Linked DNA regions of Mus musculus: region 1 is linked to region 2. A link is a contact called in ENCODE POLR2A ChIA-PET data. All regions are on one chromosome and are shown on one strand. The core of a region is the stretch at or near the end of the contact, and the rest is flanking DNA. Distances in the headings are between cores, read along the strand shown. Region 1 holds the start of Spag5 (sperm associated antigen 5). Region 2 holds the start of Sdf2 (stromal cell derived factor 2).

Region 1 (5,908 bases), core at 1,198-3,697, 56 kb before region 2:
AGAAACATAATAGCTGACTAAGGGAGTCCAATTCAGCCCTCAACATATAACTGGGGTACACAGTAATATCCAAACTCAGAAAAGTCAGAGTCCTTATTATCTCCTCTGAGGTAAGAAGTTAGCTAATCCTTGCTGGTTACTACACAGAACTACTAGTAGGAAAAGAAAGATAGGAAACCACTTTGGATCCTTATGCATCCCGTACATATAGGGGATGCAGCCCATAGTATAAACAGACTAAGCAAATCTATTTATGCCAATGGGAGACTCTACCTTGACTATGACCCTGCCACGTCCTTTTCTAATTCCAACCAACATCTTAAGAGATATGGTAGGGGCTGGAGAGATGGCTCAGCGGTTAAGAGCACTGACTGCTCTTCCAGAGGTCCTGAGTTCAAATCCCAGCAACCACATGGTGGCTCACAACCATCTGTAATGAGATCCGATGCCCCCTTCTGGTGTGACTGAAAACAGCTACAGTGTATTCGTATAGATAAAATAAATAGATAACTCTTAAGAGAGAAAGAGTGGGGGGTAGGAGAGACTGAACAGAGGATGGGAAATGTTTCAAGTGCTCTCAGAATCTAGAGTTACACCAGAATAACTCAGAGATCACTCCAGGAATGCCAGCTGGTGGTGGCACATACCTTTAATCCTAGCACTCAAGAGGCAGAGGCAGGTGGATCTCTGAGTGGCCAGCCTGGTCTTCAGAGTGAGTTCTGGGACAGCCAAGTCTACACTGAGAAACCCTGTCTCAAAAAAAACCAAAGCTGGGCTGGTGAGATGGCTCAGTGGGTAAGAGCACCCGACTGCTCTTCCAAAGGTCCGGAGTTCAAATCCCAGCAACCACATGGTGGCTCACAACCATCTGTAATGAGATCTGATTCCCTCTTCTGGAGTGTCTGAAGACAGCTACAGTGTATTTACATATAATAAATAAATAAATAAATAAATATTTTTTAAAAAACCAAAGCCAACCAAACAAACAAAAATCTTGAGTTACTAAAGACAGAATAAAGTTAATGAAATAGGATTGCGGGTATAGTTTAGTAGTAGTGTAGTATCCATCTAGCAAGCACAAAGACCTAGGTTTAATACCCAGCACCATAAAATAACAAAATCATGGTCAAAGAAAAAAAAAAGCAAACTTTCATATTTTGAAAGAATGGTAGGCTTCCTGGTTCTCCCTATAGGAAGAGGAAATGATAGCAATTTCTTCAGGACAATTTCCCAAGTAAGTTCTACAAAATGTCTTTAAAGAACCCAGTGGGTCAAACTCCTCTCTTGACAAGTTTTACAAAAGCAGTTTGTACTATTTCTCTTAAGTCATTTGACAAGTAATTAAAAAAAAATCTAAAACATTAAAAAAAAAATCTAAAAGTAGAAAAGAAGCTGAGTGGTGGTAGTGGTGGCTGGCACCCTTGATCTCCGAACTGGAGAGGCAGAGGTAGGCAGATCTCTGAGTTTCAGGCCAGCCTGGTCTACAGAAAGTGTTTCAGGACAGCCAGGTCTACACAAAGAAACTCTGTCTCAAAAAACAAAAACAAAAACAAACAAACAAAACCCAAAACAACAATAATAGTAACAGTAACAATAGAAAACCTTCTAACTAAAAGGTACAGCTCAATATAGGCAATTCTGCAAGGTAATAGTTTAAAGTATTGGATACAGGAAAATTCTAACTACCCCATAGGATAGATGGATATGGTTTCAACTCTTGGAGACAGATCTCTCCATAAATGTGCCAGTATTTCTCGGGAATTTGGTATAGGTCAAAAACAAGAAAAGAGGTAAAGAAAAAAAAAAATCGAACCCAGCTAAATAGAGGTGTGGGTTCTCAGTGGATTCGTTTTAACCACCCCAGGGCACCTCTCTGTTGGCCTGAATAGCTGTAAATGGATGTCACGGAAGTGGAAGACTTCATTATCGTTATTAATTACGTTCCAGCTTTGGCCCTCTGTTCCTCTGAGCATCTGAGCCTGGGCAAACAGCCCAGTTGTGAAGCTAAAAATCTCACCTTCAGCTCCAGCCTGCACAGGTATGGGGTCAGCGCGGAGATCATAGAGGGACCTTTCCCTGAATCGGCGAGGGCCTCGGGCTGTAGTTTAAGCTCTCGGAGAGGAGTACTCATAGCTGGCTTCCCCTGAGAGAGAAAGCGAGTGTGAGGAAAGCTGGTCTCGGCCTCCCGGAGTGTTTTCCCACAACCGCTAGGCCGGGGCGGACAATGCCTCCCGCTGCCCCACTTCGTCCGGAGCCGGACTTCACCGGCCTCGGCCCCGCCCGGCCCCGCCCAGGTAGCGCCCTGTCTGCCGGAGTTCTCTCCTCACCTTTTGGGGCGAAGGCGACAAACCGAGATTCAGTGTTTTCACCCTCCACATTTTCAACTCGATCACTTAACCAGACCAAGTCGAAATGGCCACTTTCACCCGCCGCCTCTATTTGAACCCAATACGCACTTCGGGATTGGCTGCGGGGCCGCGGTACGTATGGTGGGCGGGACCTGCGCGCGTCACGCCCCCACGAGCCGCTCAGCCTAACGCCTCCACTGAAGCACCCATCTGGCAGGCTGGTGTGTCTGTGGGCTGCTGGAGAGTCGTGGAGTCCTGTTTCAGTGGCTCCGTTCCCCCGGTTACCGAGTGAGCCGCACTTCCCCCAGGGTTGGGCTGTCCAGGCATAGGTGCCAGTTTCATAACGGCCAGAGGGAGTTCCTAAGTGCCCAATTTCGGCCTTCAGGTAACCGCCTCTTCAGAATTTCTGGGCCTTTCTTGTGTCTAACCTCGGAGCCTACTGTAACAAGATCACTAGAATAATAGTTGATATTTACTTTACTGTGCATTTATGGTGATCTGTTTCAAGTGCTTGCTATATTAATAACTAACTCTCTCACACACATACACACTCTCACACACACAAACAGCGTGTCCCACACCACCACTGCCTGGCCCTCAGCCTCTTGAATGATGAAATCACAGGCCAATTTAGAAGTGTTAATGTATGAAGAAAAAGAAGAGAACCAAAGAAGAGCTTTAATGTTAGAAACTGTAGGGTTCTGTCAGGGTATGCGCGCCCATCAGGAACTGTACTGGTCAGTAACTTTCTGCGGGCTGCATGTAGCTCTGAATTCTTCAAATGGGAATATAATACAGGTGTGAAATGCACATTGCATTTCAGACCTTGTATGGAAAAACTATTTTTTTAATGTTAATTGCATACTGAAATATTTTTAGATATGCTAGGTTAAATAAAATATATTAAAATTTCTTGTTTTAAACCTTTTGAACATGGGTGACAATTTTAAAATTATGTAAGGGGAAGAATGGGGCAATGACTCCATCTTAGAGCTTGTCAGGAAAGCTTGAGGGCCTGAATTTGGATCTCCAATACCCAATAAAAAGCCGGGCATGGTGGTGCACACTTTTAATCTCAACACTGAAGAGGCAGAAGCAGGTGGATCTCTGTGAGTTCGAGGCCAGGATGGTTTACACAGTGTGTACCAAGACAGCCAGGGCTACATAGATCCTGTTAAAAAAAAAAAGGGCTGGGTGCAGCAGTTTTTGCCTGTTCTCCTAACAACATGGGGGCTGAGGCAGAAATGAGAGGATCCCCTGGGGTTTGCTGCTCAGTTAGTCTAATGAATCAGTGAGTTCTGGGTTCAATAACAGAAAATGTCTTGAAAGATAAAGTCTAGAGTGATTGAAAAAAATATGTAATGTTGACCTCTGGTTCCACAAAGCCCTACACATGTGAGCAAGCAGGTAGACAGGTACATGAACATGTACAGACATATAAGTTATACTAACTTGTGTTTCATTTCTTCTTTGTGACAGGGTCTCTCTGTGTACTTGTTGCTACCCTGGAAATCAGATCAAGCTGGCCTTGAACTCATAAAGAGACCCACTGGCCCTCTACCTCCTGGGTACTAGGATTAAAATCATACATGTCTTTTTGTTTTGTTTTAAGCTAGTCTCTGGTGGTATAGATCGGGCTCCTTTCAGCTCTTCCTCTGCCTCCTGAGTGCATTCATTATACTTCTATTGAACACTGCTACTCTAGAGACAAACAGTACCAGTCTGTAGGCTTTAGAAAAACTGCTTGAATAAAAACAGGGGGAGACAAGATAGGTGGGTAGTGCCGAAGATAAGAGTCCCAGGGCCTAGAACATGCTAAGTTTGTGCTCTACCAAGCAACTGCTCTTCCAATAGAGTGATTTTTCCTTTTTTGAGGCAGGATCTCTCTTTAGCCTAGGCTGGCCTCAATTTTTCGGCAATCCTTCTGCCTCAGAGTCCTGAGAATGCTTTTGAGCTTGGAATTGTCCAAGGTTCAGCAAAAGGTACCCCAAGAGTATTTGTGGTCTGAGGTGGCCGTTCCTGGTTGCCAGCTACGTCTGGGATGAACTACAATCCAGAAATGGAGGGCACACCCATGATCCAGATCTTGAGGCTGGAAAATACAGGCTTCTGACCTGGATCTTGAGGCATAGTGGTCATGAAAACCTTGAGGCCCAGGCAAGGTAGTGTATAGTTTTAATCTCAGGAGACTAAAGCAAGCAGATCTCTGAATTCAAAGTCAGCCTGGGGCAAAGCAAGTTCCAGGTCCAGGCGTGGTGGTACACACCTTTAATCTGGGCCAAGTTGTCTGCTGGAGGCCTAAATAAGGACAATGGAAGAAGGGAAAGGCTTTGCAGCTTTACACTCACTTGCCAGGACATCTGGACCCTACTTACTTCTTCAGGATTCCAGCTTAGACAGAAGACCAGCTGAAACAACTAGCCTGGTGGGACTGAGCAACTGCTAGATATTGGGACTTCCCATTCACAGCTGCCCATTGTTGGGTTAGTTGGACAGCAGACTGTAAGTCATTACAATAAATTCCCTTTAAATATATAAAGACATTCCATAAGTTCTGTGACCCTAGAGAACCCTGACTAATACATGGTCCATCAAAAAGACCCAGCAAATAAATAGTGGATAGTGTCGGAAAAGTCCAGGCAGGTAAATAAAGGTTAGCAAAAGTTTGTATCACACAAACAATGTGTGTGGAATGCTTAGGCCTTGTGGTAGTTGGCATGTGAGATTCCAGCTGTGCTCATACAAAGACAGTAGTGTGCTACTAGTAACAAATATGAATAGGGAGGATGAGATAGGATGGAAAATACTGTAACACCTTGGTCAAAACAATAAATGCAAAGATGAATTAAAGATAGACCAATTCTATCCTCAGGAAATGATCGATTATATGTATAAACTTTTGTATAAACATATGTATGTACACACAGACTAATTTTGTTAATATACACATTTTTTTCTTAAAGATACTTTGATGCATAAACATATATATCTAAGATTGGCTCTTTCTTTCTTTTTTTTTTTTTTTTTTTTGAGACACCCCGTTTCTCTGTATAGCTCTGGCTGTCCTGCAACTTACTCTGTAGACCAGGCTGGCCTAGAACTCAGAAATCCACCTGCCTCTGCCTCCCGAGTGCTGGGATTAAAGGCGTGTGCCACCATGCCCGGCACAGATTGGCACTTTTTTTTTTTTTTTTTTTTTTTTACTATGACTGGGTCTTGCTAAGGACATAATTTCCCTAACTGGATTTTATAGTCCTGACATCAAGGGGTTATAGGCCTGTGTTACCAAAGCTTTTTCTTTTCTTTTTTTTAGATTTATTTATTTTATGTATATGAGTACACTTCAGGCACACCAGAAAAGGGCTTCAGATCCCATTACAGATAGTTGTGAGCCACCATGTGGTTCTTGGGAATTGAACTCAGGACCTCTGGAAGAACAGTCAGTGCTTTTAACAACTGAGCCATCTCTCTAGTCCCTCCCTTCTTTTTTGAAACAAGGTTTCTCAGTAGCCCTAGCGGTCTTGGAACTTATTATGTAGATCAGTCTGGCCTTGTTCTCA
Region 2 (5,582 bases), core at 331-2,830:
CTGGTCTACAAAGTGAGTTCCAGGACAGCCAGGGCTACACAGAGAAACCCTGTCTCGAGAAAAAGAAAAAAAAAAAAAAAAAGAATGTAGTAAGCCTGAGTAGGTGTTTACTGAATGAGGTGGTTAGGAATGTAAAGACTACATACTCCCTGGACTAAACTGGTAAGACAGGTTCTGAGAGTTGTGAACAGACTAACCATCTTAGAAGGTCACTTCCTTTCTAGCAAATAGCATCATCAATCATTCAAATTATATCACAAGTACACCTCCTGTCGAACTTCATGACTTTATTTCCTCCAGTGTGGGGGCAGAAGCTTTCCGTATGCTCGGCAAATACTCTAACACTGAAGTAATTACCAGCCTTTGAACTTCTGTTGTTTTGAGACAGCCCCCACTATATAGGCTAGGCTGATCTTGAAGTTACAATCCTGCTTCAACCTTTTGAGTGCTACAATTACAGACCTAGGCCACCACGCCTGCCCATTAGTCTTGTTTTATTGTTTGATTCACTACTGTATTTCCTGTATCTAGAACAATACGAGACACACTAAAAGTGCTCTTTAAATCTAGGCCAAATGAATGAGCCCACGAATAAGTGAGTATTTTAATTGCACATGATAAAAAACAGACTTTCCTCTGCAATGTCTGTCAATGCTTAAATTCTTTACAAGAAAGTTATTGCTAAGTTAGAGTGTCAAAAAATATGAGCTAAAAATAGGTGACATTTAAAATCTGAGATTCAGCTTATGTTGTCTTGCTCTAAATGCTCCTCTCTCCAGCACAAAATAGTGGCAGCCCATGGAATCTGAAAGATTTTGAACCTGCACAGATTTGGATTAAACCCTGTCTCCATCATTCACTAGCTGGCTTTGAGCAATATCTCTAGGTCTATTTACTCACCTAAGAAAATAACTTTAGTATCTGTCCTCAATACAATGTTAAAAACCGGAAAGTATATATGTAACACGTTTGGCCCACAGCTCATCAAACAGAAACTAACATTAGGACTAAGTTTCCTTGGCAACTCGTCGTCCTCTTCAAGAAATAGGGCACGGCTAACTTTCCCAGACCACGCCCTCAGACTCCGAGGCCCCGCCCCTTCTAGGCTCACCCGGCCTAGGCAGCCCACCCAGAGCGGTGAGTCCCCCTCTGTACCTGACCCATAGCGCACGTCGTGAGAATGCAGTCGGACATTGTGGCGTGTATTGAGTAGCTTCACCACGGAGCCGCAAGTAACGACAGCCATGTTGGACGCTCCCACAGCGCTCCACAAACCACCCAACAACAGAAGCGACAAGACAGCCATCCTAGATCCGAGAGAACTAATCATCCAAGAAAATTAGGCCCGTCCCCGGAACCGGAAGCCGAGGGTAGAACTACGCCAAGATGGAAGAGAAGACTCCTTAACCTGAATCTTTATGGTTCCTTTGGCGAGAGCGGCTTAAAGAACACGCTGGCCCGGGAGGCCTTCGGGACCTCACTTTGTACTGGGTGCTCTGTGGCGGCTGCGTTCCTTAGGCGTTCGCGGACTCGGAACCAAAGCCCTAGACGCCGGAGGGGAAAAGACAGCAGGAAATGACCCTCCCACTCCCAGTGACAGAGAGCCGGAGGTGACGTACTACGTTAACGCAGCAGCGGCGACGGTGGTGGTGGTGGTGGCGGCGGCTGCGGAGGGCCCTTGCGGTGGGTCCGGACTATCCTTTTGCAGTCTCTGATCGGCGACTCCATTTTCTTCGGTGGGAGCTTAGCGTAGCGGAGAAGCAGCGGCCTTCAAGCAGGTAACGCTCAGCCTGGAGAGTGTGTTGCGTGTGTGGGTGCGCAGGTGGCGAGCCAGACTCCTGGGGCCTGGTCCCGTAAGGGAAGAAGCTTTGGGGTGCCCCACTGCGGGAAGGAAGGGGGCCCTGGCTTTCCCTGATCTGCCAGGGGGGAAAAGGACAGGAAAGTACCGTGATTGCTCAGAGTCTCCAGCCCTTTCTCCACGCGGTACCACCCGGAACCTGTGACCTGGGGTTACCTCTTGAATCAACAGGCTTTCTGGGATCCCATCTTCTCCGCGGCGTCTGGAATCTGGGCCACGCAAAAAATTGGGACTAGAAGAGAGACCTAAGGGTTTCTTTACTTGGCATCAGGTGATCGGATTAATTAGTCCGGCGTTTGGGTCCTGCTGAGCTTTCGAGAGTTCAGCCATGAGGCGGGTGTACTGTGCTGAATGTTAGCTCTTTACAAAATGTTGAGTAATTATACGGTTTTTTTTCCACATATGGGCAAGTCCCTTAATCCTTTCTAAAGATGCGAGTTTATACTTAAGTACCTGGAGCCTTCCATCTTGTATAATTCATTTCCTCGAACACTTGCCAAAGACCTATCATAAATATTAGAATTGGTTGTTAAATCAGAAATGTGTATTGTTTGACATCAGGTACTCGAGTATCTTAAGTAAAGCAGTTCCTCTGTATTACAGAAAGAATCGATTTCTGTTTTCCTTTAGGAGGCGGGTCTCCTGTAATAATTACATGAAAAGACACGGTAATACAAAGGTCATAGGGTAATTTGTTTTTCATCCCGCCCCACTCCATTCCCGCTGCTCCCCTTCTTCAGAATCCTCCATTACTTATTACTTTCATTAATTTGTGTGTGTGTGTGTGTGTGTGTGTGTATGCCTCAATTAGTTAATTTATGGTGGTTTACAAGTACATGGGTGAAGAAGTATTCAGAGAAGCCTGGGCTACAACCCTAAAGAAAATGTTCCCCTCCCCCAGCAACCATGAATTACTATCGATCCTTAGGGTTGGTGGGATCTCATGATGAGCCCCTCCCCCCTAGCAACCGTTAACTGCCCATAAACCTGTAGGAAGGGAGGAGCCTGGTCCCCCTCCCCAGCATTGAAGTATGCTACAATGTGTGGAAGTCGTTGAATTTAATTAATTTTGGGGAGAAAAAGTTTAGTTCTATTGTTGAACACTCACAGTTTGTGAGTCTTCAGTGTTTTAGTTACAAAACAATTATAGCAACAATGGAGAAGCTGAGCCAGGAGGATCATGGAATTTACGTTTTGGTTGCATTTGTAGACCCTGTCTCAAAAACAGCTCTCCCTTCAACCACGAGTTTAGAGCCCCTCTCCATGCCTAGTGTCCCACCACTACAGGCTTATTTTATTTGGTTGGCTTGTGTGACTATTAGATTAGACTAGATTAGATTGGTAAAGTATTTTTTGTTGTTTTTATTTTTTTCAAGACAGGGTTTCTCTGTATAGCCCTGGCTGTCCTGAAACTGACTCTGTAGACCAGGCTGGCCTCGAACTCAGAAATCCGCCTGCCTCTGCCTCCCAAGTGCTGGGATTAAAGGCATGCACCACCACTGCCTAGCTTAGACTGGCAAAGAATTAACACTCTCCAAATGAACTTAATCTTACTTACCAAGTGATATATCAAGCCAGAAAGTAGAACAGTCCTAAAATCCAATCAAAGCTTATTTACTCCCTCTAGTTCTTTTTTTGGTTTTTGAAGACAGAATCACTCTTTCTAGTTGTCCTTGAATCCACAGAGATCTGCTTCCTGAGTACTGGGGACTAAAGGCTTGTGCCACCACCATCCAGCAATATTCTTGTTCCTAATAAATGTAATCACCATCTGGGTCGGGTGTGATCACTGGCTTCCTCACAATGATTTCCCAATATCAATCACCAAATCCTATGTTTCAGAAAAGACCAAACCAAACCAAACCAAAAAAAAAACCAAAAAAAAAATCAAAACCAAAATTCTGTTCTAATCTCTCTGAAAGGCCACTCCAGCCATCATCTTCCTTGACAGGTAGCCTAGGCTGACGTAGGAGTTGTGGTCACTCCGCCTCAGCCTCCCCAGTGCTAGAAGTATAAACATGTGCTGTTACTACTAAGCATAGCTTCAGCACCCTAATTTTAAGATTTTCATCCTATAGTCAGGTTTCAGTTTATACCAGTTCAACTTTCTTACCTTTCACCAGGACTTTAGTTAATACCAATCTGACTCTCCTTGGAACTGCTCACCAAAATTATTGTGGACACCAGAAGCTACTAGGTGGCCAAATCCAATGGTTACTCTGTTTTCATTTCCGAGTCTCTGGACTAGTACAGTTGCTAATGCTTGGCTCTTGGATTTTACTCTATTGAACTAGCTGCTCCTTTTTAGTCTTAGAAAAATGACTGCATTTTTATGTAGTTCTCCTGTATACGTAGTTGAGTGGCAGGTATTTTTGCTGGCTGAGTCGTCTCACTGGCCTTTGGTGTGTGTGGGCTGCCTTACTTCTCCTTAGGCATACTGCTAGTTCCTCACTCCCCAAAGGTTAAAGTTAAAAATATAATCATACTGATCAAACTAATGCCCATCAGTCCTGGATCCGAGCAGTCCTCTTTCCTTAGCCTCCACGTAGCTGGGGCTGTAGACATCTACCACTGTACCTGATGTTGGTTTGGAGGGGTTTGTTTGTTTTTTTTCTTTTTGCTTTGTGGTTTTTTTTTTGTTTTGTTTTGAGTCAGGGTCCTTTTGTGCAGTAAAAATGCCCTCAAACTTTTGGTCCTCCTCCTTCAAGCCTCCTGGATGTTTCTTCTTTTTTCTTTTCTTTTCTTTTCTTTTTTTTAAGACTTATTGTATTTTATATGAGTAGTACACTGTAGCTGTTTTCAGACACCCCAGAAAAAATGGCATCAGATCCCATTACAGAGGGTTGTGAGCCACCATGTGCTTGCTGGGATTTGAACTCAGCAGACTCCTGGAAGAGCAGTCAGTGCTCTTAACCATTGAGCTATCTCTCAGCACTGCTTCAGTCTTCTTTATTAGACCCTTTTCTTCTCTCCCTAACGTCTACATATTGGATTCTCTTGGGATTTAATCTCGATCCTCTATATACTTAGATCCCTCTGTGTTCTCTATTGTAGGCCAGGATCATCTTTTTCCTGGACTATGAGGTAGTTTCCCCAGTTTTCTGTTTCCACTCAAGATTCCCATATAGTCTTTGAAGATCCTTATGCTTTCTTCACATCCCCCTTCCTCTCCATGGTCAGGCTGACCTTCTCTGTTGCTAGGTCATGCTAAGAGAAGGCTCTTCTCCTGCACCTCATCCAACTATCTCCCCCAAGGAGTCAGTTCCTACCCTTTGCTCCTGATCACTCCTCACTCTGTAGAGGAGGCTGGCCTTGACTCAGAGATCTGCCTCTCTGCCTTCTGAGTGCAGGGATTAAAGGTGTTCACCCTCACGCCTGGCTAGGTCTTTATTTGAATGCACTTTTTCAAGACCAGATTGAGTTTCTCTATTAGAAGGTCTCGTGGTTCTCTAATTAGTTTGCAGCAGGGTCTCAGTGTGTAGCCTATGCTTGCCTCTAACTTGAAGTTCTCCTTCCACCTGCCAAGTGCTGGAGACTTAGGTGTCTCCACCTAAAAGAGAGAGTGAAGTATTTTGTAGGTGTGAGCATGCCTGTATGTGGAAGCCTAAGGATAGCTTTGTGGAGTTAGTTCTTCCACCTTTCTGTGAGTTTGGTGGTCTGATTAAGGTCATCAGGTTTGCATGGCAGACACTTGGCCTATGGAACCATCTAATCAGCCCCCAGC

The links. ChIA-PET counts read pairs that join two places held with the same protein, here RNA polymerase II (POLR2A).
Region 1: POLR2A ChIA-PET joins it to region 2 with 12 read pairs in Patski. The contact joins the promoter of Spag5 here to the promoter of Sdf2 in region 2. POLR2A ChIA-PET finds 5 or more read pairs at or near these places in 2 of 5 experiments (Patski and embryonic stem cell).

Annotation. Positions count from the first base shown.
Region 1 is chr11:78,298,130-78,304,037 of GRCm38, reverse strand. It overlaps Spag5 (sperm associated antigen 5), which reads right to left and starts at 2,447. Exons shown (of 24, transcript NM_017407.3): 1 at 2,328-2,447; 2 at 2,018-2,143. The coding sequence starts at 2,378. Gm3948 (predicted gene 3948) reads left to right here and starts at 2,527. Exons shown (of 4, transcript NR_166889.1): 1 at 2,527-2,733; 2 at 3,828-3,916.
Region 2 is chr11:78,241,744-78,247,325 of GRCm38, reverse strand. Sdf2 (stromal cell derived factor 2) reads right to left here and starts at 1,580. Exons shown (of 3, transcript NM_009143.3): 1 at 1,156-1,580. The coding sequence starts at 1,330. Supt6 (SPT6, histone chaperone and transcription elongation factor) reads left to right here and starts at 1,623. Exons shown (of 37, transcript NM_009297.2): 1 at 1,623-1,778.